Regions from separate parts of the Mus musculus genome. Here regions 2, 3, 4 and 5 are each linked to region 1. A link is a loop called in an ENCODE intact Hi-C map of the cell type or tissue named here. Cell type or tissue: heart. All regions are shown on one strand. Each heading gives the region's core, and the rest is flanking DNA. Links, peaks and the distances in the headings are about the cores only. Region 1 has its middle 37 kb from the start of Slc25a25. Region 2 overlaps Slc25a25 (solute carrier family 25 (mitochondrial carrier, phosphate carrier), member 25). Region 3 overlaps Fam102a (family with sequence similarity 102, member A). Region 4 holds the start of Dnm1 (dynamin 1). Region 5 overlaps Ptges2 (prostaglandin E synthase 2).

Region 1 (6,199 bases), core at 647-5,646:
CGCAGGGAGCAGCCCTTTGTTCTCCAAACACCAAATGGTTTCTCTGGGCCTCAGAACTGGAGCAGGGGCCTGGCCTGGCCTGGCTGCCGGAGCTGAGTGTGGGTGTGGAGCCTGGGACCCTGGAGACCTCATCTCTGAAATAGACCCTGACCCCCTGTACCGCTTAGGGGAAGCTCCTTCCCCCTTCTTAGGTCCCCACTTCCTGAGGTGATCAGATTTGAAAGTAGATTGGTTCACTCTGCTTCTCAGCCAGAGGGGCCGAGAGCTCAGAGGTAGGAGCCAAGCAGACCTGAATCCCATGTCTACCAGACTACTTTCTGTGCCTTGAAGTCTTATTGGTGGATTGAGTGAAACAAGGCTTCACTGTGTAGCCCAGACTAGCCTGGAGCTCCTGATCTTCTTGCCTTGATCTTCTGAGTGCTAGGATTACAGGAGCATGAACTAATTGATTTATTTTCTGTATGGGAGTACACTGTAGCTGGACAGACAGTTGTGACAGACAGATGGTTGTGAGACATCATGTAGTTGCTCTGTCTCCACTCACTCCTGCCCAAAGATTTATTTATTATTATATGTGAGTACACTGTAGCTGTCTTCAGACACACCAGAAGAGGGTTTCAGATGGCTCATTACGGATGGTTGTGAGTCATCATGTGGCTGCTGGGATTTGAACTCATGACCTATGGAAGATTAGTCGGCGCTCTTAACCGCTGAGCCCTCTCTCCAGCCCCTGAGCTAATTCTTATATTGCAATGTTTTTCTCAGTCTGAAACTCAGCAGTGCCCCTCCTTCACTGTATTTTGGAGGCTGATTCCAACAGATCAACCCCATTCTAGCATCCATCTCTAGCTCCTGTCTTCTCATCCATCCCATGCCAGCCACACTGGCCGCTTGTCACGGCATGAAGCCCTAACTTTCTACCTCCAGCCGCAGGATGCTTTCTTTTCTGGCCTCTGCCTCTCACATTGTCTCTCTCCCCAGTTGGCTCCTCACAGCTCCTGTGTTATCAAAGTAGTTGTCTGGGTAAGTACTAGCACCGGAGACTTATCTGTAGGAGAAAGTGTGGGCCTGACCTGGCAGCCAGCCTGCCCGGCACATGGCACTTCTAAATAAGAAGCACGGTGTACCATGCTCATGAGTATGCCCAGAAGTCAGAACAGAGGATTCTGAAGTAGCCTGACAGTTGGGAGCTGGCCTGCTGAGGCTGCCCTCTCCACATCTCTTTTTATGTGCTTCTCTCGCACCGAGATCCTGGTGGTATGGGCGCTCACTGTCCAGTCTGAGGTAATGTGCTAACCAGTCACAGACGATAGCTTCCGCGATATGAGTGCTTGCTGGTGTGTAATACAGCAGATGCTGTTCCCTGAAGCCCTGTCCAGAGTGATTTACTGACATCTCTGCATCCTTTACTGACCAGTAGGCATTGCAGTCTTATCTAGGGACACCCCGGTGATGACAGCATGTCACCCACCTACCCAACCATGTGTTGATGGGATTTAGAACTGGGACTCTGGTGAAATGACCCCGGCTAGATGAGCTAAGTACTGGGCTCTCGCTGCAGTATTGCTGCTTTCTGAGGAGAGTCGGAGGGGATGGAGATGCGGCTCAGCTGGCAAAGTGTTTACTGCGCAAGCATGAGGACCCAAGCTCTATTCCCAGGTGGTTCATGTGCCCATAATCCTACCACTGGCTAGGATTCCTGCGCTAAGTGCCTGCCAGTCTAGCTGATTTGACAAGCTCTAGATTCAGAAGGAAACCCTCTCAAAAAAATAAGGTAGGCAGAGGTTGAGGAGGACACCTGCTAATAACCTCCAGCCTCCACAGACCCCTGTACTCATATGTGTGTTCATGTACAGGGTCACCTGCCCATACAGAGGACTGTATTGCGGCTGGAGAGATAGCCCAGTGATTAAGAACTCTTTTGTTCTTGCAGAGGACTGGTTCATTTCCTAGCACCCACGTGCAGTGGCTCACAACTACCTGGAACTCCATCCAGTTCCTGATGAGCCTCCGCCCTCTTCTGGCCTCTGAGGGTACTGCATGTAGATGATGCACAGACAGGCTGGCCCAAACACCCACACACAGGAACTTAAAACATAATAAATCTTTAAAAAAAAATGTGTGGAGCTGAAGAGATTTCTTGGTGGTTGAGAGCACTGGCTGCTCTTGCATGATACATAATCATGTATGTACAATCATGATTCCAGCATTCTCATGACAGCTAAAGACTGTTGTAAGTTCCGCTTCCTAAAGCATCTGGCGCCCTCTTCTGGCCTTCTTAAGTACTGCGTGATCTTGGGGTACTTTCATACATGCACTCAAAACACCAAAAGACATAAAAAGAAAATAAACATTGCTGGGTATAGTGGCACAAGCCTTTAATCCCTGCAATTGGGATGCAGAAGCAGGCAGATCCCAGATCTCTATGAGTTCAAAGTCAGCCTGATCTACTTAGTAAAGTTCCAAGACAGCCAGGGCTACATAGTGAGTCCCTGCCTCATAAGTAAATAACAACAAAAATAAACAAAAGTCGCCCGGCATGGCGCACGCCTTTAATCCCAGCACTCGGGAGGCAGAAGCAGGCGGATTTCTGAGTTCAAGGCCAGCCTGGTCTACAGAGTGAGTTCCAGGACAGCCAGGGCTACACAGAGAAACCCTGTCTCGAAAAAAACCACAAATAAATAAATAAATAAATAAATAAATAAATAAAAATTTAAAAGTCTTTGGAAATTTATATATATGTGTGTGTGTGTGTCTTTTAGATTTACTATTCACTGTGTATGTCTGCGTGATGGCACAGAGTGTGTGCCACCACACATGTGTCACACTGCACGTGTGTGGAAGTCACCTCCTTGCACCAGTGACTTCCTGGGATCAGGTTCAGTTTCCCAGGCTTGAATGTAAGTCCTTCACCCCTGAGCAGTCTGGGAACTGAACCCAGGTCCTCAGCAAGGGCAGCACAGGCCATCTCTTAGACCCCACCCTTCACGGTGTTCCACGTAGCCCAGTCTGCTGAACCTGGCCTTGAACTCCTGATCATTCTGCCTATATCTCCCAGGTGCTGAGTTACAGGTATGTGCTCACCAAGCCTAGCTCAAAATAAATGTCCAAATGATAAGGAAAGGAGCTGAGATATATGTGTGTACACTACATGTATGTTATATTTACCTGCATATAATATATATATATTGTGTGTATATATAATGTATATATATTATATGCATATATTTGCTGGTGGTGGTGGTTGGTTGGTTTGGATTTTTTGAAACGGGGTTTCTCTGTGGCCTGGTTGTCCTGGAACTCACTTTATTGACCAAGCTGGCCTTGAACTCAGAGCTCTACCTGCCTTTTAACACCCCCACCCCTTCTGCCACCTGCCCCGAGTGCTGAGTTTAAAGGAGTGTTCCACCATGCCCGACAGTGCTGTTATATTTTAACAGGAGGCATTTTTCTTTTTTTAGGCAATGAAATGAATGATACATTTTTCAAGTAACCCAGTCTGGCTCCAGCCTGGGCCTGCAGGAGGCATTGTGACTAATTTGCCAGGACCGGGACTAGCAGAAACTGTCGGCTGTGAACCTCTCTGTCCTGTAGGTGGCGGTAGAGAAACCGTACCAAGCCTCAAGCTCAGCTCCAGCTGGAGGGAGAGCTCTGGTGGCTAGCCCAGGGGGCTGTCCTAGGTGCAAAGAGAGCTCAGGAAAAGAAGTCAGGGTCCCCACCCATCCTAGACCAGATTCTAGGCCTCAGTTTCCCCTACAGTGCTCAGAGTGCTTAGAGACTCCAAAGGTTCTAGACCTGCTCAGCCCAGGAAGCATCTGCGCCCCTGACGACCATGTTCCTGTCCGATCTTGCCACTCACCCCTCCCTCCCCTGGGTGGTAATGTTCTCCTTACCCCCTCGAAGGGGAAACTGAGGCTCCAAAAGATTAAATGACCTTCCAAAGTGAAGCACGGTGTGCGGTCAGAGCAAGAAAAAAAAGCTCACTGCCTTCTCACAGGGGATCCACAGAGCAGGCAGGGTTCTCTCCCGAAGAAGCGCTTGCTGAGGCTGGAGGCGGCTCACTGGGAAAGGCGCTTGACACAAAGTCTGACACTCTGAGCCCCAGGGTCTACATGGTGGAAGAAGATGGATGGTGAACCAACTCCTGAAAGCCAACCTGTAGAATGCTTACACACACACACACACACACACACACACACACACACACCAACGTAAAAAATGAAAATCATTGATTTATTGGAGAGGAAATAGAAAAAATAAACCAATAAAATGGGGGGGGGCGTTTAAAGCCATTTATCAATGGCTTTAAACAGAATAGGTAAATCAGCAGAAAAATACTTGTTAAATCTATCTCTGACGAAAGATTCAGATCTCAAAGATGCAACTAATGCTTCAGCTCAGCAAAACAGCTTAGTTTGACAGATTGGCAAAATGGGTCTTGAGCGGTTAAGAGCACTTGTTGCTCTTGGAGAGGACCAGGTTTGATTTCCAGCCCCCACGTCAGCTCACAAGCACCTGTAGATGGTTCAGTTCCAGGGAATCTGTTTTGACCTCTTTGGCAGTCAGACACGCATGTAGTATTGTATTAATCAGGGTTCTCTAGAGTCACAGAACTTATAGTCTTTATATAGTAAGGGAATTTATTGATGACTTACACTCTGCAGTCCAACTCCCAACAATGGTTCAGTAGTAGCTGTGAATGGAAGTCCAAGGATCTAGCAGTTGCTCAGTCCCACACGGCAAGCAGGTGAATGATACTCCCTTCTTCCAATGTCCTTACATGGTCTCCAGCAGAAGGTGTAGCCTAGAGTAAAGGTGTGGTGGCACCACACTTTTAATCCCAGATGACCTTGAACTCAGAGATCTCCCTGTCTTAATCTTCTGGAATCCATAGCTACTATGCCTCAAGATCTCCATACCAAGATCTAGATCAGACACTTCTATCTCCCAGCCTCCAGATTAGGGTCACTGGTAAGCCTTCCAATTCTGGATTGTAGTTCATTCCAAATATAGTCAAGTTGACAACCAGGAATAGCCACTACAGGTGTGCAGGATCACACAGGCAAAACACTCATGCACATAAAATAATCTAAAACCAAAAACTGCTTGTTCTTCAAGGGCCAAAGTCAGGCACATGCCTGTTGAAGAGCCACCAGTGCTTCTAGTCACTGAGCCATCTCTGAGACAGAATCTCATTCAGGAACCTAAGCTGGTCTTGAACCCATGACTGTCCTCTTCCCTAGTCTCAGAAGTGCTGGAGTTGCAGAGGTGGCACCCTGCCCAGCTAGTCTGTTCTTGTTTATTGCTGAATAGTGTTCCACTAGGACACACCCTGTGGAATGAACATCAGCAAGGGCTCTTGGGAGATGAAAACAGGAGAAAGTCAGCATGGCCTACATAGCCCTTCTAAGCCCACCAGAACTACAAGATCTTATCTAATATAAATATATAATATGTGATTATATATAATTATTTATATATGTACATTTATATACACATGTATATAAATAATTATACATAGATTATATAATTGTGGTGGTTTAAATATGCTTGGCCTATGGGAAGTGGCACTATTAGGAGGAGTGGCCTTGTTGGAGTGGGTGTGGCCTTGTTGGAGGAAGTTCATCATTGTGGGGGTGGGCTTTGAGATCCTATGCTCAAGCTCCACCCAGTGTGGAAGAGAGTCTCCTTCTGCTGCCTTCTGATCAAGATGTAGAATTCTTGGCTCTTCCAGCACCATGCCTGACTGGATGCTGCCATGCTCCCACCTTGATGATAATGGGCTGAACCTCTGAACCTGTAAGCCAGCCCCAATGAAATGTTTGCCTTTATAAGAGTTGCTTTGGCCATGGTGTTTCTTCACAGCAATAAAATTCTAAGACAACAATATATATTATTATAATGTAATTATTATAATATATTATATAACACACACACACATTCCCAGCACCTAAATGGCAGTGACAACTGTTGGTGAATCCAGTTCCAGGGGATCTGACAGCTTCTTCCAGCCTCTATAGGCACCAGGCACTCATGTGGTGAATAGACATACACCACATATAGGATCTCTGTGAGTTCAAAGCCAGCTTGGTCAGCATAGTGAGTTCCATGACAGCTAGAGCTACACAGTGATACACACACACACACACACACACACACACACACATATATACGCACACACACATATATATATACACAC
Region 2 (6,199 bases), core at 466-5,465, 64 kb before region 1:
AGCTAAACTCACCATCATTCTTTTTGTCCAGACTCTTGAACACCAGCCTCAGTTTTTTCTCATGATCTTGGAGGTAATGTACAAACTCTTCAAAGTCCAGTTGCCCATCAAGGTCCTTGTCACCTGCTTGCACAATTTTCTAGAGAACCAAAATAAGGACTTGAGATGTTGCTCACTAGCCTCTTATCACAACAGGAAATAACTGTTCTCCACAATGACCCAAGATGTCCTATCTCTAAGGCTCTATCAGCCCATGGGAATCCTAGGCATCATGTCAATCTCCCCATATACCCATAGGCTATCCAGAAGCCAAGCAAGGCCCACCTTGCTCTGGTGAGGAGATACTCCTAGGAGAAAGCTTTGAGAGGCCAGCAGGGCAGCCAGGTGCTTGCTCTTTCCAACATTCCCCAGACCAGCTTGTTACACAGCCAGCGGCTTGGCTCTCCTACAGACGCACTCCTGGCTGAGAGCTGGGGATAGCCTTGGAATCTAGAGTCCCTTAGGAACCCTGCTACTTGCTCCATCCCCTGTGTGGCATTAACCCACTAAGAATTTGGTGATGAGGGTAAAGGTTCAGACAATGCCTACTTGGCAGAAACATTGCCAGGGAACACTCTGGAGGGTGTGAGACAGACAGGAGGAGCCAAGGGCAACTATTCTTGAGCTCATGCGTGACGGTACTGCCATTCTGGTCCTTGGTCTCAGGGATACCAGCTCTAACCAAGCCCAGATTCCCAACCAGGCACTGAACGCCAGCCAGGTTAGCTTTACTAGTTTAGTGACGCAAGGCTTTAAGAGACCCTGATCTGCAGCAGCGCCCGTCTTAGGTGAGCTCTGCCTGGCAGCTGTAACACCAGCTGCATGCAAAGCAGCTGGAGCTTCTCCACTCAGTGGGGAATGGGGTATGCAAAAGCTTTACTGAGGTCTGTCCGTCTGTCTGTCTATCTAATTTATTGGGGAGAGCACTTTAAATCCAAAACAGAGAATCTCCTAAGGAAAATGTTTCTTGGTTTTCTCATGGACAAATCCATTCACTGTTCAAGTTAACACGCTAGGTCAAAGAGTTTTAAGCTAGGGTTTAGAAACTGATGGACCACGGGCTAGCTTGCAGTCCAAATGTGGTCATCATGTTTCCCCTCTTACTTAGCCACTGGTTTTTTGCGGGGAGAGTAGACATTTATCTCAAGGAGCCAACCATGTGAAGGGTTGAGGTTGGCATGTGGGATAGATTGAACACATCTTATCTGCTAACTGGGATTAACTTCTTGCCAACATCTGTGCTCTTAGCCAAGGGTCACCACCCCAGATGTCAAGTAGAAGGGAAAAGTCTATATGCCATTCAGGAAGGAGGCACACAGAACTCTTATCTTTTGTCCCTAGGCTATCTACCATCAAAGTACTCTATTCTGGGGTAATGCCACATGACACAGACCACCCACAACTGTGCATACTGTACCCTATTTAAAAATATTCTCTAACAGTTAGTCCTGTATCTGTGGGGATGGTGATGCACACTATAATCCCAGCACTAGAGAGGCTGAGGCAGGAGGACATCTGAGAGTTTGAGGTCATCCTGGTCTACACACCAAGACCTTGTCTGAAGAAATGCCAACTGTGGTGGCACATGGCTTTAATTCCAACACTAGGGAGTCAGAGAAAGGTAGATCTCTTTGAGTACCAGGCCAGCCAGAGATACATAGAGACATTGTTTTAAAAAGCAGGGAGGGGGAAAGAAGACTTGCTTTTTCCCCCTTTACAGCCACTCCAACTCCATTCTATGTGTCTCCATTCTGAGATGCACAAAACCACACACCAGCACTGGGGACAGCATGAAATTTAGTGCATCAAAGTAAACCCCAAAGCCAGGTTCAGTTTCTCATCAGAAAAGGGCCAGGCTCACCGTTGGCATCCTGTTTCCTGGGGTACCTAAGCACTTGAAAGTCTAAGAGTGAAGACCGCCCTAGCCTCTCTTTCCCAGAGTGCCTCTACACTCTGCCCTGGAGTCACAAGAACAAACGTCCCACAGCAGTGAGACAGTCCAGGACTCTATGACATCCTGTACATTTTAGGGGCCTGCATCTGTACCAATCTCCTATCTAGAGATTCCATCTCCCACAAGTGCCTTCCCTCCCAGCCCAGGAAATTACACAAAACCCAGCCATTCCCATGACAGTGACGTACAACTGCTGGCTACAGCCACAAAGGGCTGGGGAAACACCTACATTTCAGACATTCTTTTCTCTAGGCCAGGAAGTCATGCCTAGGTACCATTCATCTCTCCACTCAAAACCAGTCCCTGCCTGCCTCTCATGGCACCCACTCAGCATACAGACCTGCTTCCATTGGCGGTATGTGGAGAACTCTTGAGAGGGGATAAAGACACTGAGTTTGAAGATGGATTTCAGCTCGGCAGGAAGCCCCTTGGACTCAAAGTACTGGAACTCAGTCTGAGCCGCCCCGGCGATGGGCACATACAGGCACAGGCAGAGCATGCTGGTGAGACCGGTTGCTCAGCCACCGCCAGGAGCAAGTACTAGCAGAAGTCAAGAGTGGGAAATGCCGGTATTCCCAGGAAACTAGCACCAGATATACCGGCCCCTGCTGTCACTGGCTGCTTAAGTCCTGCCCTTTTACTTAATTGAAAAAAAAAAATCCGCCCACTGTAAGTGCAGCCAGCAGCCAATAAGCACAGTCCTCAGTAGCCGGCAGTATCAGGTTGCTCAAGAGCAGAAGAGCAAAGATCAGGACTGACGTCACTGCTTGCAGAGTTAACTCTTGGAGCCCAGGCAGCAGGCACTGCCTAGGGTTGCAGTCCCATGCCCAAACAAACCTTTACCCCGGCAGTCAACCCCTCCAAATAAACAGTCAAGTGTCTGTTTTCATACAAGGTCCTCAAATGCGTCACACAATATAGCAGCTTTCTCTTCTTAGTAAATCATTCCCAATTGAAAACAGTGAAAATAGAGACTGCATCAGAGATGTTGAAAATTGACCCAGACTACTGAGAGAGACATCTGAATGCCAAGTCCTCAGCTGTCCTGGAACACAGACCCAAGAATCCACAAGTATTCAGTGCCTGGGAATCGCTTCCATCAATCACTGGGGTTAGCCAAGGCTGAGACTTATACTTGTCAAAGCCCACTGAAAACACTTGAAACCTTGGTCTGATGGTAGCCCTGAGAATTCTGCTTTACCACCCTGAATGAAGCCTTTTAAAGTGAACTCCAATTAAATGAACCAGGCTTATCGGCTCACAACTACAGTCCTAGCTAGCATAAAGGAGGATCTCCAGTTTTGAGGCCCTCCTAAACGACATATTAAACCTGTCTAAAACAGGGTGGGATGGAGGCTCGGGGGTAGAATGCTCTGAGTTTATCTGGACTAATTGGGAAGTACCTGTTTGTCACACAGAAGGCTCTGAGTTTATCTGGACTAATTGGGAAGTGCCTGAGAGATTAGTAAAGTACACCTCTGGGTGTGTCCATGTAATTCCAGAGAAGATTAACCAAGTTCGGGGATTTACCCTGAGAGCAGAATGGGACTCCAGAAGGAATAAGCCGGTAGAGCAGAAAGCCAGCTGCTGTAGGCTTGCTCCCTTCTCTCTGACTCCTGGCCATCATGATGGAGCCAAGACAAACCCTTCCTCCCTTAAACTGTTTCACAATAACATAAATCTGACCAGTTGTTGGGCATGGAGACCCAGGCTGGTAATCCTAGCCCTCAGAAGGCCAAACAGGAGGACTGTTGAGAGTTCAAAGCTAGCCTGGGCTACAGTGTAAGACTATCTCAGAAACTAATAAAATGACTAGAACAAGACTTACTCACCAGCTGGAAGAGAGAATGAAATAAAACTGGACCCCTCGCCTACGCTCACTGAAAATGCTTGTTATGTGGTTGTCGCCAATCCCATTACCACAGTTGTCTACCGCCAACCCAGCGAGAGATCCACACTTTAAAGAGTGCTGGAAGGATCTGATTTTTTATTTTACTTTAAAATTTGTAACTCTGTGTGTGTGTGTGTGTGTGTGTGTGTGTGTGTGTGTTGTGGGCTGTTGTACACAGGCTTGTGCATGCAGTGTCCTCAGAGGCCAGAGGCACCAGATTCCCTAGAACTACATTTACAGGTGGTTGTGAGAAGCAGGGTGTGGGTGCTGCAAACTCAGGTCTTCTGCAAAGAAGCACATGCTCTCTCTGCTGAGCTCCCAGCCCCAGATACATCATTGCTGAGGAGGAGTCTTTCCATGCCTGCCTGCAAATTCCTCCCGGCCCTAGAGATGAGTTGCTGAGGGCGAGATCACGTCACTGTGACAGGACGGATTGGTTCCACCCCCATTCCTTCTACAATGTATCCTCCATCCATCTCTTCCTAATATAGACTAAGCCTTCTTACTCCTCGGATGCATTAAAATGGAAAGCTACCATTTGGGGATCAGCAAAAGTGAAAGGATTTTCAGAGTGGTGGTGGCACATGCCTTTAATCCCAGCCCTCTGGAGGCAGAGGCAGGCAGATTTCTGAGTTCGAGGCCAGCCTGGTCTACAAAGCGAGTTCCAGGACAGTCAGGGCTATACAGAGAAACCCTGTCTTGAAACCCCCCCCCCCAAAAAAAAAAAGAGAGAGAGAGAGAGATATGCTGAATCATTGTATATGTATAACACTGAAACAGAATCTAACAAACAGGGCACTTTAGGTTCTCTGAGACTTGAGTTTGTAAATGCAGGCCTTGGAGTGCCCTGAAGGCTTTATCCAGGCAGATTCTTGCTCAGATTCAGCCACCAATGAAATTGTCCAATCCAGAAGGTTCTGCTTTGGAGCTATTCTAGCACACATGTGAAGTCTACTGCTGGAGTCCTAAAGACAGAGGCTTTAGTGTATGCCCTGGCCTTCACCCACCTCTTGCCTGACTCACAGAAGGGGCTTTGCAAGAAGTTTCTGGGTGAAGGCTGGTGAGTTGGCTCATCAGCAGGTAAAGCTACTTGTCATCAAGCCTGACCACTTAGTTCAATTCCTGGGACACATGGTGGAGAGAGCAGGTACCTACCTGTTGTCCTCCAACCTTGGAGCAGAGCACACACACGCAGACACACAAAAATTTAAATGGGCTGGAGAAATGGCTCAGAGATTAGCAGCACTTGCTGTTCTTCCTGAGGACCTGGGTTCAATTCCCAGCACTCACATGATTCACAAACATCTGTAAATCCAGTTCCAGGGAATCTAACACTCTGTGGTCTCCAAGAGCATCAGGCATGCACATGGTGCGTGGACATACATACAGGCCAAACACTCACACATATAAAATAAAAATAATTAAAAAGGAATTTCTAGTTGGCGGTGGTGGTGGTGGTGTCAATGGTGGTACACACCTTTAATCCCAGCACTCAGGAGGTAGAAACAGGCAGATCTCTGTGAATTCATGGCCAGCCTGATTTACAGAGTGAGTTCCAGGACAGCCAAGGATACACAGAGAAACTCTGTCTTGAAAAACAAAGAAACAGGGCTGGAGAGATGGCTCAGTGGTTAAGAACACTGACTGCCCTTCCAGAGGTCCTGAGTTCAATTCCCAACAACCACATCGTGGCTCACAACTGTCTGTAATGAGATTAGATGCCCTCTTCTGGTGTGTTTGAAGACAGCAATAGTGACCTCACATACATTAAAAAAAATTATATATAAAGGAATGTTCTCTGAAATGCCCTGAAAGTGATTATTATCAGCATGTCATTTCACAATGATACCTCAATTCTATTTCAGCTTTAGCTTTGTTTCATTTTCTATGGTGATGGGGCCTGAACCCAGGACCCTGAATGTCAGGCAAGTGCTCTACAACTGAGCCACACCCACATTTCCAATAAGGGTTTTTTTTGTTGTTGATTTTGTTTTTTTTAATTTTGAGATAGTTTCTCTAGGTAGCCTGGGCTGGCCTTGCACTCAGAATCTTCTACCTTGGCCTTCCAAGTGCTGAAATTATAGACATGAACCACCATTAGTTTAGTAACTCTGGACACTCTTTCCTTTGCCACTGTGGTTGAGTGCTTAGGTTGTACTCAGTAGAGGCCAGGCACAGTGGCACTTATCTGAATCTATATCCCCAGAAGACAGAGTTGGAGGGCAGCCTGGGCTACACAAGCAGTCTTTGCCGCTGTGTCCAAACCTTATTCCCTGAAAGAAAAGAAAGCAAAGCAGAGATCTTCACAAGGTAGG
Region 3 (6,199 bases), core at 558-5,557, 78 kb after region 1:
GCCTATGCCCATAGTGACACACCTACTCCAACAAGGCCATACCTCCTAATAGCGCCATTTCCTAGGCCAAGCATACACAGACCACCACAGCAGGTGACATGGGAAGGGACAGAGTTGGGACCAGAGCTCAGAGGCTGCCCTGAGTTGGTGTTAGCAGCTGGTAATGATGTCTACCTTCTACCCTTAGGTCACCATTGGCATGTTCCTGCTCTCTGGGGACCCCTGTTTCAAGACGTGAGTGTCATCCTGGCTATAAGTGGGAACGGGGGCTATGAGATAGTCTTTCTTTCTTCAGGTTCTGGGGTACCCCTGGCTCCGCTTGATTCTGAAATTGGAGCACCCCAGTCACATACCCCTCTGTCCTCCTAAGGCCACCGTCTACCGCCAAATCCATCTCCATCCCGGGCCAGGACTCCTCCCTGCAGCTGACGTGTAAAGGTGGTGGGACCAGCAGCGGTGGCAGCAGCAGCACCAATTCCCTAACTGGATCCCGGCCCCCCAAGACCCGGCCCACCATCCTGGGCTCAGGTACCATCTTCATCTGCTTATCTCTCCCCTGCCTATGACCACCTTCTCCCCTGAACATTCTGTCCCAGGAAAATGCTTATCAAGAGGTAGGTGCAGGCATGGTAGGCAAGATGTCTTCACTCACAAGACAGAGACAAAAGGATCTGTGAGTTCCAGGCCAGCCAGGGCTATCAGTGAGACCTTGTTTCAAAAAGAGGGTGATAGGGTGGTAGAAGGGGCAGCGTGCTTCTGCTGGTTCTGCCATTGATCGTGAGTGAATACCATGATAGCTTCAACCCCACATACCCTCCTAGAGCTACTCAGTACTGGGAGGTGGAGAAGCCCCAAGGTGAATAGTGAGCAGATAGCACATGTCTGGAGCTGGCCCTCCAGACCTGAGACCTAGGGTAGACCTAACTACCAGGGCTTGGCTTTTCCCTACGCCCAGCTTTCTTGCAGACCCAGCATCCAGGGGAGGTCCAGTGCAGAAAGCTGCTGTTGCTACCTGCCTTGACTTGCTGTGTATAGGCAGAGGGGCTTCCCGGCACCATTGTGCTCTCTGTCTTATGGAGGCTGGTGAGCAGAGGAGACAAGGTTATCTCAGCACAGGAGTTGCCCTTGAGTAAACAGTTCTGTTCTGGGCAGAGTAGTACTTGAAGACCCATGTGTCTTAGCAGCTGGTTCCCCTGCCTGCCACATGCACAAAACATGTTGAGAACCTGAGCTGGCTTAGCCCATGTGTATCATCCCAGAGTGGGAAGGTAGAGGCAAGAGGATCTGAAGTTCAATCTACATAGTAAATTCAAAGCTGGCCTGGACTACAGAGGACCCTATCTTAAAATAAAAAATGGGCATGGTGGTGCACATCTTTCATCCCAGACGTCAGAGGCAGGTGGATCTCTGAGTTAGAGGCAGCTTGGTCTTTATCATGAGTTTTAGGTCATTTGCCGAGTGAGACCCTATCTCAAAAGACCAAACAAAACCCTACATGGCTTTGGTTGGAATCCGGGCAGACCAGATTTCATCCAGTAGCCTGGTTGTTTATACACGCTCATCTCCAGTGGAGGAGGAAAGGGTGAGTCCGGTCCTCCCCTTCTGTGTTGGTTGGCAGGACTCGGATGTATGCATTCTAGGTCCATGCCTAGGCCCACCTAGTTCTCTTGTGTTTACAGCTGGGGAGCACAAGGGAAGTTTGCTTTGAAATGACCTGGAGCATCCTCCACCCAGACCTACCCTTTTCCCAGATTTGTCCCTGAACCCAAGCTCTTGTCAGTTTTAAGGCCTTTAGTATGCCATCCCACATGGAAGACCCTGTGCCTGCTGCCTGCGTCTCCCCTCCTTGGTGTCCTAACACGGCATTAGGTGGTCTGGGAAGAGCCTTCCCTGATCCACAGACTGACCAGGCCTTGCACGTGTGCTGCTTTAGCGTCACACCACTCACCATGATTGTAGATAACTGGCTAAAGGTCTGTGACAGATGTATTCCCAACAGCTGTGGAATGGGTTACCTGGGTACCGAGAGTAGCATGTGGCTTATAGCAGATTGCTGCTTCTCTAGCCCTTGGTCTTCAGTCTGCAGAATGGAGTCACAGTGCCCCATGGAAGGCTTGTTGAGGTTACAAGTGAGGTAGCACCTTAATGGAGCTTTGCGCCTCTCCCCAGGACTACCAGAGGAGCCAGACCAGAGCCTGTCCAGTCCTGAGGAGGTGTTCCACTCTGGCCACTCCCGCAACTCCAGCTATGCCAGCCAGCAGTCCAAGCTATCTGGTGAGTGGTCGGGACCTAACCCTGGGACCTCCCACAGCCCTGGGCCCCTGTGATCACCTCCCCAATATTGTCCACCCCCCAGGCTACAGTACAGAGCACTCTCGCTCCTCCAGCCTGTCTGACTTGACACACCGCAGAAATACATCCACCAGCAGCAGCGCCTCTGGTGGCCTCAGTATGGCTGTAGAGGGTCCTGAGGGCATGGAGAGGGAGCATCGGCCCTCTGAGAAGCCACCTCGGCCTCCTGAGAAGCCCCCACGCCCCCCACGCCCCTTGCATCTATCAGATCGCTCTTTTCGGTGAGTCTCATTGTTTGGGGCTGCCTGGTAAACAGTTATTCCAGTGCTCCCTTCAGTGCTCCCTTCAGTGCTCCCTGCAGTGCTCCCTCCAGCTCTTTGCATCTGCCCACACAGGGTTAGACAGAGTAGAGTCTCCATCTCAGCGTGCCAAATGATTATGCTGTAACCAAGGGCTGAGTGTAAAAGTGCTGCCGGGGGTGGGTCTGTGTGTAATGTGTATAGACACGACACACCTTGTCTGAGCACACAGGTAGTTTGGCTTCAGGGAGGCTCCTTAGCCCCTTAGTCCTAGTCTGTTGCTTGTCAGCACCCTCCCCTGAGATGAATGAGGTGAAAGGGTGGCTAAAGTGAAGTGCATAATGGGGTGTGCATAAAATGCTTTAGAGTTGTAGGTGCTGGGAGCATACTTGTCTTGCTGCTGAACTTGTCACTGTGCCGTCATAATTCTGTCCCTCTCCCCCAAGGCGAAAGAAAGACTCTGTGGAGAGCCACCCAACCTGGGTAGATGACACTCGAATTGATGCAGACGACATTGTGGAGAAGATAATGCAGAGCCAGGACTTCACTGATGGCAGCAACACTGAGGGTGAGCTGCTCACTCCAAGCCAGCTGGGGTAAGGGTGGCCTCCAGAGGCTGTCCCTGTCTGTCCCTCTTAGCCTCATCCTCCCTTTTGTCCCCACAGACAGTAACCTTCGGCTGTTCGTGAGCCGTGATGGCTCCACCACACTGAGCGGCATTCAGCTGGGCAACAGGTAGGGGCGGGGACAGGGAGGTGAGACAACCATGGGATCCCCAGCTTCAAACATTCTTGTTACCAGTGACCTTGGGCCCCACCACCTTCAGAGTCCTTTGCTAACTATGCCTTCCCATAGGCCTTTGTACAAAGTGATCTGCAGTATTTATGGTTCCCCAGGCCTTTGAGGCAGTGAGTGAGAGTAGTGTCCAGTGTGCAGGGGCGTCCTGGGGCGTTTCCTTGTGTTCCTGGGAGCTAGGAACATGTCTTTGGAACTTCTGCATCCAGAGCACAAAAACTTTGGAGTATGTCTTGTGCTGCTCTGCTGACCCCTGTTGGCTGAGACTAGAAATTACAACCACCCTCTCCCATCAGTCCTGGGCTGCCTAGGGTGGAAGAGCAAGAAACCACAGGAACCTCCTTAGGCCATTTGCAAAATGAGAAGCCAAGATTGGAGGAGGGAAACTAACCTGGAGGAGAATAGATGTGGCCCCTTCCCTTTCTCCTGCCTTCTTAATGAATCTTAGCAGTCCTCCAAACCTGTTTTCATTTGTCAGATGACACAGGGAACAGTTTCTCCTTGCCAGGGTCACTATGAGAGGACTGGTCCACCCAGGTGGGTACACAGCAGGTGTCCAGAGGGGACCAGGCACAGCTGTGGACCCCACCATCACCACCACCACTACCAACTCTGATGCTATTTCTGTCACCCTGAGCAAATGACTGAACACCTCTGGGGCCTCAGTTTCTGCCGGACTGTTAAAGACTGGCAGAGTAACTGCATGTGAAGCTCTCTGGCCAGGGGATTGCTCGGCAACTGCAATTTCTCAACTGCTCACCTTTCTCCACCCTGCAGAGTCTCCTCGGGAGTCTACGAGCCAGTCGTAATTGAGAGCCACTGAGGGACCCAGGAGTCCGGCTGAAGAAGGGTCCTGCCATCTCTGGCACCCAGGCCCGTGGCATTCCTGGAGGATCTGCTCTGCATTGCATCTGTGCCTCCTCTTACTCTAGCCACACTGGCCCCCAAAGCGTCATTCCATTTTCCTCCCATCCACCCTGGAACCACTGGTCCTGGGTGCCACTGTGAATATTGTCCTCCGAACCACTAGAAAATGGGGCAAGATGGAGCTGGCCAGGACTGCCCTGACTGGAGAGGACCTGGGCCCAGCAAAGGACACAGCCATTCCATGTTGGGTGCTTGTGGCCTGCCCCATCCCTCCATCCCCCACGACCCACTTCAGGAGCAGCAGCTTCAGCCAGGCTGACGGGGCACTTGCTCCATTGTCCCTGCCCTTCACGAGCTGGGCCACCCCAGAACCCTGCCACCTGTGACCCTCTGCTTACTGCTTCACTGTCTTTTCTCTATCCTGAGGAGACCTGCAGGCAGCTCTCTCCTGGGAGCTAAGACCTCAAACCCCACACTCTGGATTGAGACCCCACCTCCTTAACTGTCCTCCTGCTGCCCTGCAGCCTGCACTTTGCACATGCTTGTCCCCAGCACAGCCACCGGCCCTTGCCCTTCTCCAGACCTCCTGGGTGCTGTCTGCTGTGCAACCAGACCTAGGGTACAGTCGCCCGGCTGGAACGTGGCACTACCCCTTCCCTCTAATTAACCCCAAACTCAGACCCAAGACCGGAGCCTAGAAGGGCCTGAGCATCATGGTTCCATCTGCCCAGGGCTGGGTCCTGAGCAGCTGGCCTTCCTGCAGGAAAGGAAGGACGAGGCCCAGCCGTGCTGGGTAAGCAAAGGCCTTTTCCCCTGCTCTCATGTCAGCCGGCCTGGGCTGGGTTCCAGGCTAGAGAGTCAGCCAGGTGGCCTGTGACTGGGTGAACTGGAGCTGGCTTCCTGCCAGACGAGCCTCAGCCCTCCTGGGCAAGGGGTGTGCTTTCCCTGGGGAGTCTTCCCCCTACTACTCACCCTCTTGGTACCTCCCCAACCCCAGCACTTTCTGTCCTATAATTTGCTTAAGGAGAGTATAGGCTGCCAGCTCAGCCCTGGATAAATTCCCACCCCCTTAAGTTTCACTCACTTTGTATCAACCCAGCAGGCTGGTGTTTCCTTGGCCCCTTAAGGTGTTTTTCCTCCTGAGTTCACAGTTCTTGTATTCCTTCCACCCCAACAAGGGGAGATAGGTGCCTCTGTTCCCCATTCCACCTGCACCCCAGCAGGGCTGGGGATAGGCGAGTATGGGACATTGTTTCTGTGGGTGGGGATGGCTGGACTCCCCAGGTTGGGAAGGTCCTTGCCTAGTTTGTGTCTTCCTCAGCTAGCAAAAGTTGGGGCTGTGGTCTTAGAGCTGCCTGGTGTCAGGACCAGATCATTTCTATAGGTTCTGTAGCCGTTGTTTTAATCAGCAGATGAATGTTAGAAGATGCTGCCAAGGCAAGGCAGAACATGGCTAGAGAAGGTTCCGGCAGCTCAGATTCCATCCTGCCCAGCAGGTGCCTGGCACTTTAAGGGACTCTGGCAGCTCTGTTCCTAGGTGAGGTGACCACCAGAAGATGGACAGAGCCCTAGTGTGCTTGTCTACTACCTTCCCCAGTCAGCATTGTTTTGGTCTAGTTCTAAATTCCAGGGCTCCAAACCAAGCAGTTGGTACTGTCAGGAAGACTGCCCCAAACCAAGAGCCCCTGCCTAACTCAAGCCAAGGTCTGGGACTGGATGGCCACTCCAGTAGACGAGAGCTGCCACATCCTCTGCTTCCAGGCACTGGGCCAGGATAACTTAGCTGAAAACATGACCACAACCAAATGAACACTGGTGGCAGCCAGAGGCTAAGAGCCTTTCCTCCTGCGCTCAGTGATCCCCACGGGTGCCCAGAGCACCTGGACTTCAAATTCTATATACAAAGATAGAGGATATATTAGAGGTATTTTTGAAAAGGAATTGGT
Region 4 (6,199 bases), core at 709-5,708, 140 kb before region 1:
CACTGCCTTTAACTTATGCACACCACCCCACTGGCCCCTAAGGGCAGATCCTCAGGGTCTCCTGATCGCATGATGCCATCACCCCTGACCCTGAAGTCACCCTGGATTCCTGCTCAGCCCCTCCCACTCCCTCTCCTGTCTATCAGCCAGTGGGACCTGGCCCCACACAGATCTAAGCCCACATTCTCCGGCATCCCTGGAGGGGTGTCCTTAGACGTGGCTCTTGCCTCCTTCCTGTCTCCCATTTGTCAGAAGCATCTCAGGTCACCCTACCACTCCAAGGATCTTGAAAACAAACCAAATCCCTCGCCATGGCCTGAGGGCTCACAGATGGAGGTCCTGTCTACACCTGTCCCACCGTTCCTGCCTAAACCTTGTGGTGCCTGTTTGTATCTCAAACTGACCCTTTCCTGCCCCAGGCCCTTTGAACTGCTGTTCACTGGCCTGGGATTATTTTCTCCCAGCTTCTCACATAGCTTGGCCCTGCTTGGTTTTCCTGGGTGCAACCTTCCTCTAAGACCTTCTGAGCCCTCCGTGTGAAAGGCAGCCCAACTCCTGGGAGACAGAGTGCAGCTTACAGGTGTCTCGGTTTCTCTCTCTAGAATGCACAGCTTCACCAAAGACTCTCTAGTGTGACCGCTGTGGACCTTCCAAGAATGACAGCTAAATGACTGAGTGAGCTGGCCTCTGTAAAGGGAAGGGAAAGGAACAGCAGAGACTCAGACAAGACCTAGCAGGGTCCCGGACAGCTGCTGGGTCACCTCCATTGCAGAGCTGACACGAGGTCCTCCTGGATGCCTGGGAGCCTGCCTGGCCTGAATTGGCTTGTTTCCTCTAGGGAGTTTCCCACTTCCTCTCCGTGGGGGTTTGGCGCTCTGAAAGGCCCAGGAGAAAGAGCTGTTGTTACCATGTTCACGAGTCTGGGGACCCAGAGCTAGGCAGAGAGGTAGGGAATCTGTGAGGTCGGTCACGGGTGGGGCTGGCTGGAGCCTGACCCCACCCCTAGCCTCAGTACTGCTGCTGCTCATTTTGTGGCTTCTTCACTAGCTTTTAAGGGCTAACAAGCCTGCCCGCTTGCTCCTCCTCCGTCCCAGACCTGCATCTGGGCATCTTCCACGCCCTCCTGGCTGGAGCAGCGGCCTCTCGACAGGTCAACAGTTGTGGCTATCACCTGCTGTGGTCTGGGCTGGGTACTGCACTGGGCAAAACGTCATGGACAGGTTCCCAGTCTCTAGACTCTCAAAGCGTCTCTCTTCCATGGATTTAGCAAATGGCTTTTGTACTGGTTTAGGAGGTCCGGGTAAGCTTCCAGGGGTCCCCATTCTACAAATGGGAAATCAGATGTCTACACTCCAATCAGTCCCCATGACCAATGCAGGATCAAGATGGAGTCTGACAGGTGTCACTCTTTGGGAATATGTGACCTTGAGAAAAGCATCTAATTTCAGTTGCCCGTCTATAGGGTGGACACCACTGTGTTTGCATCACAGGGGCTACAGCAAAGCAGGGAAGGGCTCCAGTTTGCACCCCCTAACTAGAGCACACAGTCTGGCTTAGAACAGCAAATGCTCAGAGCATGGGAGATGGGGCTGTGGTATGCACACTGTAAAGTGCACGACACCCCTCCACGGCCCTGTCTTCAGGGCGCTGGACATTCCTCCATCCCCAACAGCCCTGACTGCTGGACCCCCGGGAAGGGGCTCATCTATATGGTTTCTTGCCTGTATCTGCAGCTCTGGGGTCACATGATCCAGAGACAGCTGCTCCTCTCTGCTGACAAGACAGACAGAGCTACTTCCACTGTGGCACGTCTACATCTCACCACTACATGGTTCTCACTCAGGCCCCCTTCCTCCCGCCACCCCACCCCCACCCCGGGGTGGGTTCACAGTGGCTTCCCAGGACGTGTAAGTGGTGGCATCAACCCTCCAGTCTGTCCATACTACACTGAGGTTTGGTAAAGGCAAGTGACTTGCCCAAGGTTTTCCAGCAGCACCTGGCTTAGACCCAGCTGTCACCCCACAGAATGCTTGTTCCTCTCTGGAAGGAGGGGCCGCCGCCGCCTCCCTCTCCCTCACGCCTGTCATTTCCTTAGCCATGAAGGTCATTGCAAGAAAGCAAGACTTTCTAGAAAGATGAGAGCTTGCACCTAGCGGGTGAGGGGTCAAGGTTAGCACTGGTGCATCCTCTCTGGTCCTGGCAGTCCCCTTCCCAGAGTGCACCTGAGCTTAGAATGAGCTGCTCTTTCTAAGAACCAGAAATGCCACTTCTGTCTTCCCTAGCTCCAAAGGAGCCTAGGGAGGTGGTGCGGAGGGGGGTCACGACCCTGCTTGCCCCCTCTAAGTCCAAGACCCTTTGTCTCTAAGGCTCTCCTCCACTCTGCCACCTGGCCTTCCCAGAGCCTTGTGGGATCAGAGGCCAGAGGAGGATTAGGTTCTGCAATGGCTCACCACCCCCCTCCTCGCCATCCTGCCTCCTGGACTTAGTCATCTCTGCCCTCTGCCGCCTTTTCTCTCCATCACAACCCTTCTGCCAGGCCAGGGGAGGAGGACGCTGACAAGCAGCCCCTTCCCAAGGGGTGCAGCGAAGGCAGGCTGCTCCGTAGAGGCTCACAGGCCGCTTCTCCTCCCGCTGCCATCCCCCCCCTTCCTTTCCTCGCACCGCAGCCCGCGCCTCCCCCTCTGCCTCTCTGCGCACGGATGGCGGCGGGAGCCGCAGAGGTGTGTGTGTGTGTGTGTGTGTGTGTGTGTGTGTGTGTGTGTGTGTGTGTGTGCGCGCGCGCGCGCGCGCGCCTGTGCGTGTGCGGGGTGGGGGGGTTGTGCCTGGTCTCCGATGCCTATGGGGCTGTGTCCTTTTCTAGGGACTGGGGGAGGGGGCTGTCCCCTGTCACGACCAGGAATTCCCATGGGGTCAGAGCGGGTTCCAAGGAGCCCAGGAAGGGGATATTGCCCTCTGGGTGCTCTCAGCTCCCAGTGAGGCGCTGAGTAATGTGGGCCCCCTCGGTGAGGGTATTGGCGATCAAGGACAGCTCTCTGCCGAGGTCGCTCTACAGACGATGGGGTGAACGAGGGGGCGTGAGTGGGGGGACTCCACTGATATCCGCGGGCTGGCGGGGGCGCTGCGGACCCCAGGACTCAAGCGGGGGGCGGGGGCGCTCGGTCCGCTAGAGCAGCGCCCAGACCGTCGGATCCCGGGGTGGGGACCCGGGGCACCGTGATGCGGGTGTCCGCGCCGCTCCTACCTGCCCACGAAATTCTCCAGCACCGAGCTCTTGCCGGCGCTCTGGCCGCCTACCACGGCGATCTGCGGCAGGTCGAGGTCCGCGTTCTGGCCGATGGCGGAGAAGGCGTCCTGTAACCGGTTAACCAGCGGGATGAGGTCTTCCATGCCGCGGTTGCCCATGGTTGCGGCGGGCCCGGCGGGCTGCGATCCGGCCGCCGCTCCTGCTCTGGCTCTTGGCCCCCGGCTTCGCGGCTGCAGCCGAATATCCCGACTGCGTGCGCCGCGGGTCCCCCGCCCCTCGGGGATCCGAGCGGAGCGCTTCTCCAGGCCGCCGCTAGATGGCGCGCGGGGATTCGCGGACTGGTCACTATGCGCAGACGCAACGCGGGGCGCCATGGGTGTTGTCGTTTTCTTCTTCTGCGGCTTTCGGGAGACTTACCTGTGTTTCTGGGATACGGATGCTGCACCGAAGATAATACTTTTGGTGATGGCTAGGGGTGCTAACTCTAGAAATGGGCTAGTATGTGGTGGTCATGATTACTTCATTTCAGCAGTTATTCCCAGTGGAGAAACTGAGGCCTTAGAGGGAAGATCTGGCACCCACAGGCTGCTGCAGTCAGCTGACCAAAGTCAACCCTAGTCCACTTAGCCTTTCTAGTCTAGGTTCTGACACTAATCAAAAATCTGCAGCATATTCCTTCCTATCCTGGGGCCTCAGTGTTTCTGGTTCTAGGAGGAAGAAAGAAAAACCATTGATTCAACAAATTACCAGGAGCCCATGATAAGCTAGACCCCTTCCTAAGTTTACAGACACAAAACTCGGCAGAACAGCTAGGGACTTTACACTCAGAGATCTTACAGGTGGTGGGATAGACGGGACACAGAAGAGCGTTTGTACTAGAAGAAACAGAGAAAACCAACAGGGCTTGGAAAGTCACATTAGCCAGAAGGGGGCAAAGGTTTTCCAAAGAAATTACCTTTGAAAGGGAACCTAACTGATAAGAAGGGGCCCGACACCCTGATGGAGTGGACAGGAAGTGCAAAGGCCCCAATACCTAGGAAGTGCTGCCGAGGAGAGGCAAAAGTTCTTGTCTTGAACTCTAAGGCTCCAAGAGGATGAGCGCCAGGCCCAGAGTGGCAAATAGTGCTATTCAAACCAGGGGTTCTTGCAGCCATACTTGCCTGTCCTTTTCACACAGACAGATAGTTGGATCTAGGTTCGGCTACTCACTTTTGCATCAAGAAGGACCTAGTTAGGACTCCTGACAAAGAAGCCAAGAAAGAGAGGGTTATCGGGTCACTTCTATGTTCTGAGACTAGGGAAGTGCCCTAGGCATTAGAGACTATCCATTTTTTTCACCCACTGAATGTGTGGTTGCTGAGCAGGCTAGCTCCCGCTAGACCCCAGAGACAAGGCAGTGACAAGCCACCTACAAGTGGCTCAAAGTCAAGTGGAAAAGGGAGGGGTCATATGCCAATAAATATGACTCTTTCCGGGGGTGATGAGTGGAGAGCAGGGCTGGGGCAGGGCTTGTGTTGTTAACTCATACAGGATAATAATGCTGGAACAGAGACTAGAAGTGTGTGGACCATGAGCCCAGTGAGAAGGGATTTCCAGTTAGGGGAGAACCACCCAGACCTTACCTCTGGGTCATTTCTGGGTCATAGCTATCTAATCTGTAGAGTTGGCACAATGACAAAATAGAATGTCTGTGTGAGGCCCAGCCCAGACCTGGTGTGCATTGACCCTCATTAACAACCATGCCAACCACATCAGAAATCCAGGAGCTGAAACACCAGCCCCAATACCCCTCATCCAGAGCCGCTATTCTCAGCCAGCCTAGAGAGGACAGGGATGTGAGCCAAGGTGACCAGCACCATCAAGTTAGGCTGGGCATACAGTTTGAAGATGTCTGTCTGGACCATTGCAACTGAGCTTTTGTTATTCTTCTTTATCCTTCTGAGGGGAAAGTGTGACTCTAGTGCTCCACTGCTACAAATAGTGCAGTTGAGTTTCCCCACATTTGGGGACCTCACAGGGTCAGCACACCTTGGGAAAACCACTTTCTAGATCATGACGTCTCTCCTGCCAGCTAAGTATTATGATTTCACCCCTTAAACACAGTGGTAAAACTTACTGTTAAAACCACACTCTCGGGCTGGTGAGATGGCTCAGTGGTTAAGAGCACTGACTGCTCTTCCAAAGGTCATGAGTTCAAATCCCAGCAACCACATGGTGGCTCACAACCATCCGTAAGGAGATCTGACTCTCTCTTCTGGAGTGTCTGAAGTCAGCTACAGTGTACTTACATATAATTAAAAAAAGAAAGAAAGGGGGCTGGTGAGATGGCTCAGTGGGTAAGAGCACCCGACTGCTCTTCCGAAGGTCCGGAGTTCAAATCCCAGCAACCACATGGTGGCTCACAACCATCCGTAATGAGATCTGGCGCCCTCTTCTGGAGTGTCTGAAGACAGCTACAGTGTACTTACATATAATAAATAAATAAATCTAAAAAAAAAAATAAAAAAAAAAAAAAGAAAGAAAGAAAGAAAGAAAGAAAGAAAGAAAGAAAGAAAGAAAGAAAGAGAGAAAGAAAGAAAGAACACTCTCACTGAGCGTGGTGGTGCACACCTTTAATCCCAGCACTCGGGAGGCAGAGGCAAGTGGATTTCTGAGTTCAAAGCCAGCCTGGTCTTCAAAGTGAGTTCCAGGACAGCCAGAGCTATACAGAGAAACCCTGTCTCCAAAAAAAAAAAAACCACACTCTCCAGAAGTATTTGAAAGCCTCAGGGCTATCTTCCCATCTTTGGGTCAGTGTTAGAGCTGAGAGTTCATTCTGTAGCCTACCTTTTATCTTTACAAAATGAGATTGTGCTAGCTGCCCTGTGATACTTAATCCTGGAGCCACTGGGACATGGTGGGAAGTTGGTCAGAAATCCGGGCCTCACCCAGGACATTGTGTGTCACAACTTGAGT
Region 5 (6,199 bases), core at 413-5,412, 84 kb before region 1:
ACTGTGTCTGTTTTCCGTGTGTGTGTGTGTGTGTGTGTGTGTGTGTGTGTGTGTGTGTGTGTGTGTGTGTGTGTGTGTGTGTGTGCATGCGTGTGTGTTGTCAGGGGAAAAGCAAAAGCAAACAGCTTCCATGGTTCTCATACCTGCAAGGCTCTTGAAGGAAGGTTCAGGCTGGGCAGGATCCAGGGGCCTAAGTTGGAGTGGCATGGCCTAGGCTTCCTGTCCAATGTCCTAGCTCAGTCGCTGCATGCATGGGCTCTAGGCCTTAACCTGCAAGTCTCACTGGCCTGGTGTTAGACCCTATCCCTGAGCAGTCTTGTAAGTTAGCCTTGGTCTGACCAAATGCCGAGATATCTCCTCTTCAAAATCCTACACAACTGGCAGCAGCCAGGCAGTGTGGATGCCTCATCTGAGGCCTTGGTGCCCCCACGGCCCCAGTGCAGTGACTGGTCCTTGATCCCTCCCTAGGCAGTGTATGGTGTGCTGCGAGTGATGGAGGGTCTGGAGGCCTTCGACGACCTGATGCGACACTCACACATCCAGCCTTGGTACCTGCGGATGGAGCGGGCCATTGAAGAAGCCCCCTCGGTGCATCATGTCAACCCTAGCTGCAAAGACTAGTTGCTAGGGACACAAGACCTGGACCAGCCCCTGGCTGTGCTCACAGAGGGCAGAGTCATTTTGTCTCTGGTCCACCTAGCCCCCAGTTCTCTGCTTCTGATACTGGACATTTCTAGGGCCCTTGACGCTGAGGACAAGGCCCAAACTTACAGCTGTTCTGTGGGTAAAGGGTCTGGGGTCTCAAAGGCCTACCCTTCAACCCCAGTTCAGAGGCCTGGTCCCCTAACAGGGACTCCTTTTCAACTCTGCTAGGGCCCAGTCCCTTGTTGACAGGGATCAGACTGGCTCCTGCCCTGGAGGAGGGGAAGGCAGTGTGTTAACAAAGCCCCGCCCACATGCCTCCAGGTTTCAGCTCTTCGAAGGTGCCCCTGGGACTATTGTATTTGTAATAAAGGAGAGGTCTGCCACCCCCTCTGGTCTGACAATGGTGCTGCTGGCGCTGCCACGGCAGGCTGTATTAGCCCTGGTGCCTCTGCCGTGGAGTTGGTGCCCACTGAACATCACCAGGATTTGGTGTTAGTCTGATTATGTTCCCCACTGACCATGGCGCTCTGGGCAGTGATGTTCCTGTCCAAGCCTCCATCTGTCAAATGGGTACATTGATAGTCCTGCCTCTGAGAAAGTTGTGGGGAAATTGGGTATGGGAGCACACGCTTGTAATCCCCACAACCTGAGGTGGGAGTAGGGGTTTAGTCTGGGGTTGCGGCATGAGACCCTGTCTCCCAAAGACAGAGTGGGTCTGCAGGCGCAGCTCAGTGGGTAGCATGCTGTCTCAGCACATATAAAGCCCTGGTTTCCACCCGGGCTGTCATTTATGCAGGGTGTGGTAATGCGCACTTAGTGATCCTGGCAGGAGGCAGGAAGATCAGAAGTTCTAAATCACCTTCATTCATATTGAGCTTGAGGCCAGCTTCAAAATACAAAACACCCAACGATGTCACCGTGGGATGAGGAGGTTGGGGGATGGGTACAGGTCAAGTCCACATTAGGACACCAGGCCCAACAAGGCCAGGTATATAAACCTCTGCTGTACAATTAGGGGCTGTGCCCCAGAGATACTGCTGAGGGTCCCTCAGGCAGCCTGTGGTCGACCCAGGTTGGGACAGTCCGTAGAATCTTGTTTTGTTTTTTTAATGTGTACGGGTTTTTGCTTGCATACGTGTCTGCACCATGTATATGCCTGGTGCCTGTGGAGTTGGAAGAAATCTTCAGATCCCCTAAGACTGGAGTTAAGATGGTTGTGAGCCAACAAACCTTCATCTCTCCATCCTTGCATTCTGTGGGTTGCAAAGCCATGGGGTGGTAGGGAGGGGCAGAGGAGCAAGATTGGGGTAGAGCATAGCCAAACCCCAAGCCTGCATGTCCCAGCACTTAGCCTGTACCCCCACCATTGCCCCCCGGAGGAGGTCATGTAGTCCAATGGCCGTGTTAAACTCCCTCTCCCCTTAAAAGGTCATGTCCAGCAGCACTTGAATTTCATTCTTATGCAGATGAGGTATCCTCAGAATTCACAGGTTGTGAGGTTGCAGTTGCAGGTGATCTGCTGCTACAGGTAGGGAAGCAGAGCCTGAACAGCAGCATCCCTGTTCCCAGCCTCCATGTCCCCTCTCAAGGCTCTGTCAACTGCTGTTCCCTGGTACCTCGAGGAGGCCGACTCACCCCTCAATCCCACTGTACCCAAGGAAGCAGCTGGTATACACATTGCCTTAGTAATGATTTCACTGCTGTGAACAGACACCATGACGGAGACAACTCTCATGAGGACAACATTTAATTGGAGCTGGCTTATAGGTACAGCACTGAGTCCATTATCATCAAGGCAGGAACATGGCAACCTCCAGGCAGGCGTGGAGCAGGAGGAACTGAGAGGAGACTCATCTGGGAGATGAAAGTCTTTCATCTTCATCTGAAAGCTGCTAGCAGAATACTGCCTTCCAGGCAGCTAGGATGAGGGTCTTAAAGGGCATGCCCACAGTGACACACCTACTCCAACAGGGCCACACCTGCTAATATACGAACCACCACACACATATTGTGGTGAGATGTCTCCTCACTAGGACACCATAGCCCATAGCCCGGGAAATCCCACTGCTGGTAGCCTGTGTTCTCCATGCTCCTGCACTGGATCAGTTGTGTCTCGCCTTGGCTCCCCCTTGAAGTCATCTGAGTTGTGTTTCGCCTTGGCTTCCCCTTGAGGTCATCTGATTTAGGAAGCAGGTAGGTTGTGTCTCAGGTATCAGACATACCCTCTCTCCTCATCTCCACAGACATGATGTTCGTGTTTTCTTCTGCCTCTGCATTCCACAGAGAGCAGAAGGGCTGGTGGAGCCAGGGGAATCAAACCTGAGTGTTTTCCCCAGAGGTTGCTGTAGGTGGAAGAAGACTGCACTGGCTGGCCGGTGATGAAAACCCCAAGGACCATGCTAGCCAGACTGGCTTCCTATGACTTTAATGGAGAAAGACTGAAGTGGCCACACTCACTAGGCCTAGCAAGCTTACCTTTCTTCTTTTAGCGTGCTTCCCACAGCCACCAGGAGGCACTAGAGAGCCTACAAAGCCTTCAGGAGATGGAAGGAACATGGTGCTGCCACCTTGTGGCCAATTTCAGGTTTGGTTAGGTGATCTTCATTGTCCAAATAGATGTCTGGGCTGATAGCTCCAGCATTTAAGCATTTGGAGATAAGTAGGAAAAATCACATTTCACAGGGGTCAGAACTGTCCCAGGGACCAGTGCCTGGTCTCTGTCATGTTCACTCTAAGTCTCCTGTGGTCTGCTTTTGAGAAAGCTCTCTGTAGCCCAGGCTGGGCTGGAACCTGCCATATAACCTGGGATGACCTCGAACTTGTACCTCCTCCAATCTCCTAAGCGTTGGGATTATAGATGTACATCATGTTGCCCATAGTCTTGGCTGAGCAGAGTTTGGGCCTCTGTCCTCTCTTGGTTGCGACCTTGGGCAAGCCTCATTCCTCCGGGGAACTGGCATCAGTGAGCATCTGTGGGGTTGGTGAGGTTGGGGTCCAGAGGTGTTTGGAAGATGCTGCAGGCTTGTGTATAATCAGTGACATCAGCTCTCTGCCTCAGAATAACATCCCTGTGTGTACTGGATGGTTTTGTGTGTCACTTAGGCACAAGCTGGAGTCATTGCAGAGAAAGGAGCCTCCCTTGAGGAAATGCCTCCATGAGATCTAGCTGTAAGGTATTTTCTCAATTAGTGACCAATATGGGAGGCCCAGCCCGTCGTGGGTGATGTCACCCCTGGGCTGGTGGACCTGAGTTCTATAAGAAAGCAGGTTGAGCAAGCCAGTAACATCCCTCCATGGCCTCTGCATCAGCTCCTGCTCCACATTCCCACTCCAGATTCTTGCTCCTTGAGTTCCTGTCCTGACTTCCTTTGGTGATGAACAGCAGTATGGAAGTGTAAGCCAAATAAACCCTTTCCTCCCCAACTTGCTTTTTGGTCATGGTGTTTTGTCACAGCAATAAAACCCTGACTAAGACATTATGTTTCTCAGCACTGAGTCAAGGACACCGGAAAATCCTGGAGAATCCTGAGAACGAGATACTTCCTTCATGGTAGAGAGAGAGAGAGAGAGAGAGAGAGAGAGAGAGAGAGAGAGAGAGAGCCCCCAGGGAGGGCTAAGGGATTTTTCCTGTTTTTGTCAAATTTCCACTTAAAAATATTTAGAAGATGCTTTCCTCTGGCGGCAGCCATCAGGTGAGCCAAGATGGGTGCATACAAATACATCCTGGAGCTATGGAGAAAGAAGCAGTCCTATGTGATGCGCTTTCTTCTGAGGGTCCGCTGCTGGCAATACCGCCAGTTGCACAGGGCTCCCCGCCCCACCCGGCCTGATAAAGCTCAAAGACTGGGGTACAAGGCTAAGCAAAGCTATGTCATTTACAGGATTCATGTCCGCCGTGGTGGTCGTAAACGCCCAGTTCCTAAGGGTGCAACTTATGGCAAGCCTGTCCACCATGGTGTTAACCAGCTGAAATTTGTCCGAAGCCTTCAGTCTGTTGCTGAGGAGAGCTGGGCGTCATTGTGGGGCTTTGAGAGTCCTGAATTCCTACTGGGTTGGTGAATATTCCACATATAAATTTTTTGAGGTTATCCTCATTGATCCGTTCCATAAAGCTATCAGAAGAAATCCTGACACCCAGTGGATCACCAAACCAGTCCACAAACACAGAGATGCGTGGGCTGACATCTGCTGGCCGAAAGAGCTGTGGCCTTGGAAAGGGCCACAAGTTCCACCACACTATTGGTGGTTCCCACCGTGCAGCCTGGAGAAGGCGCAATACTCTCCAGCTCCACCATTACCGCTAATACACATGATATTTGTAAAATTCATATCCAATAAACAATTTAGGACAGTCAAAAAATATTTAGAAGAACTATCTTAAAGTATTGAGCACATACATGTGCACGTGCTTGTGCGAGTGTGTGTGCGCATGCGTATGGAGGCAAGGAGCATCCGTTGCACACACACACACACCCAGGAGCTGGAGAGTGTCATTGTAAGCTCCCTGACATGGGTGCTGAAAACTGAACCTGGGTCTTCTGTAAGAGCAGTCTTGTGTTAACCACAGAGCCAACCAATTGTCTGGTTCTCCAGTGCGCCATGTTCCCTGGACATCACTTCTACTGTTTTTAACCCAATAGGAAGGGTTTCGGTGGGTGGGCATGCTTGGTGGTACCAGAGAATGAGTACCTTTCTGTTTGTCTTTTGAGACAAGATCTGGAACTCAGTGTGTAGCTCCGCTGGCCTCATACATACTTTGCTTTACAGCGTCCCGAGTGCTAGGGTTATTAGTGTGTGGTTACACGCTGTGGGATCCCTATGTAGGATCCCCTTTGAGCTGACTCAAAGCTCGTCATCCCCAGAACATGTTGCACTTGATGTCCTGAAGGGAATTTCTAGGTGGGATCAAACTGCTGACTTCGAGATGGAGAGATTTGTCTAGGCAGGCTCTAAAAGCAATCAAGAGAGGCAGGCAGAATGCCAGGTAGTGTGTCACAAAACTGTAAACCCAGAACACCAGGAAGTAAAACCCAGGAAGATCAGAAGTTCAAGGTCATCTTCTTCCTCTACAAGGTGAGTTTGAGGGCAGCCTGAGCTACATTAGAAATATAAAGCAAATAGACAGAGACAGGATCAGAGTCAGGCTGTATCTCTGTGTGGAAGCACAGTGGCTGGGGAGTCAGAAAGGGTCACAAGTCATAGAGCACAAAAGCTTCCAGAAGCTAGAAGACAAACCATACAGGAGGAGCCAGACCGGCTGACACATTTACTCTAGGCAGTGTTACTGACTTTGGACTTCAGGCCTCCAGAAACTGGCATGTTCAGAGTCACTGAGTTTGTGGTTCCTGGTAGGAGCAGCCCTGAGAGGCAAACAGAGATGCCCCCAGTAGAGGGTGGGTAGGAAAGAGAAATGAATGGGGGACTTGGCACGGAGAAAGAACGAGATCTCTTGTGTCTCCGTCTGTAAAGGTACAGGGAGGCAGATACCCACACTGGTGCCCTCTCCATCAGCCTCAGCAAGTGCTAGGAGAGAGAAAGCTCCCTCCAGGACCAC

What was found. A loop is a pair of places that touch in the nucleus more often than their neighbours do. Peaks named below come from ENCODE experiments on the same cell type or tissue, not always from the same donor. Only the 100,000 strongest peaks of a DNase experiment are listed, where the experiment ranks them.
Region 2: it touches region 1 in a loop (2.8-fold over the local background); 5 of 42 quality-filtered maps call a loop at or near these places.
Region 3: a loop joins it to region 1, with 10 times the contacts of the local background. A loop is called at or near these places in 37 of 42 quality-filtered maps.
Region 4: a loop joins it to region 1, with 5 times the contacts of the local background. A loop is called at or near these places in 5 of 42 quality-filtered maps.
Region 5: a loop joins it to region 1, with 7 times the contacts of the local background. A loop is called at or near these places in 37 of 42 quality-filtered maps.

Annotation. Positions count from the first base shown.
Region 1 is chr2:32,485,284-32,491,482 of GRCm38, forward strand. No RefSeq gene overlaps it. Among named protein-coding and RNA genes, the nearest start is that of Slc25a25, 37 kb to the left of the region's middle. In heart, for the core only: CTCF peaks have their summits at 2,128 and 3,572 (motif pointing right); DNase peaks (open chromatin) are centred at 1,998 and 3,588; H3K27ac peaks cover 1,448 bases.
Region 2 is chr2:32,421,461-32,427,659 of GRCm38, forward strand. Slc25a25 (solute carrier family 25 (mitochondrial carrier, phosphate carrier), member 25) reads right to left here. Exons shown (of 10, transcript NM_001164357.1): 2 at 13-139. Among named protein-coding and RNA genes, the nearest start is that of Naif1, 26 kb to the right of the region's middle. In heart, for the core only: a CTCF peak has its summit at 2,554; DNase peaks (open chromatin) are centred at 577, 2,251, 2,661 and 3,063; H3K4me3 peaks cover 1,782 bases; H3K27ac peaks cover 2,977 bases.
Region 3 is chr2:32,563,232-32,569,430 of GRCm38, forward strand. Fam102a (family with sequence similarity 102, member A) reads left to right here. Exons shown (of 11, transcript NM_153560.4): 5 at 188-234; 6 at 371-528; 7 at 2,170-2,274; 8 at 2,357-2,573; 9 at 3,038-3,159; 10 at 3,257-3,326; 11 at 4,164-6,199. The coding sequence ends at 4,209. Among named protein-coding and RNA genes, the nearest start is that of Dpm2, 4.5 kb to the right of the region's middle. In heart, for the core only: a CTCF peak has its summit at 3,654 (motif pointing left); DNase peaks (open chromatin) are centred at 3,352, 3,622, 3,920, 5,110 and 1 weaker place; H3K27ac peaks cover 480 bases.
Region 4 is chr2:32,349,808-32,356,006 of GRCm38, forward strand. It overlaps Dnm1 (dynamin 1), which reads right to left and starts at 3,522. Exons shown (of 23, transcript NM_001301737.1): 1 at 3,242-3,522. The coding sequence starts at 3,402. Gm39787 (a long non-coding RNA gene) reads left to right here and starts at 5,952. Exons shown (of 2, transcript XR_866125.1): 1 at 5,952-6,199. It also overlaps the pseudogene Gm52590. In heart, for the core only: no CTCF peak of the experiment used is centred there; DNase peaks (open chromatin) are centred at 847, 2,634, 3,044, 3,544 and 4 weaker places; H3K4me3 peaks cover 2,205 bases; H3K27ac peaks cover 2,209 bases; H3K27me3 peaks cover 2,212 bases.
Region 5 is chr2:32,401,708-32,407,906 of GRCm38, forward strand. Ptges2 (prostaglandin E synthase 2) reads left to right here. Exons shown (of 7, transcript NM_133783.2): 7 at 469-1,033. The coding sequence ends at 621. It also overlaps the pseudogene Gm13413. Among named protein-coding and RNA genes, the nearest start is that of Ptges2, 8.9 kb to the left of the region's middle. In heart, for the core only: a CTCF peak has its summit at 3,181 (motif pointing left); DNase peaks (open chromatin) are centred at 2,923 and 3,204.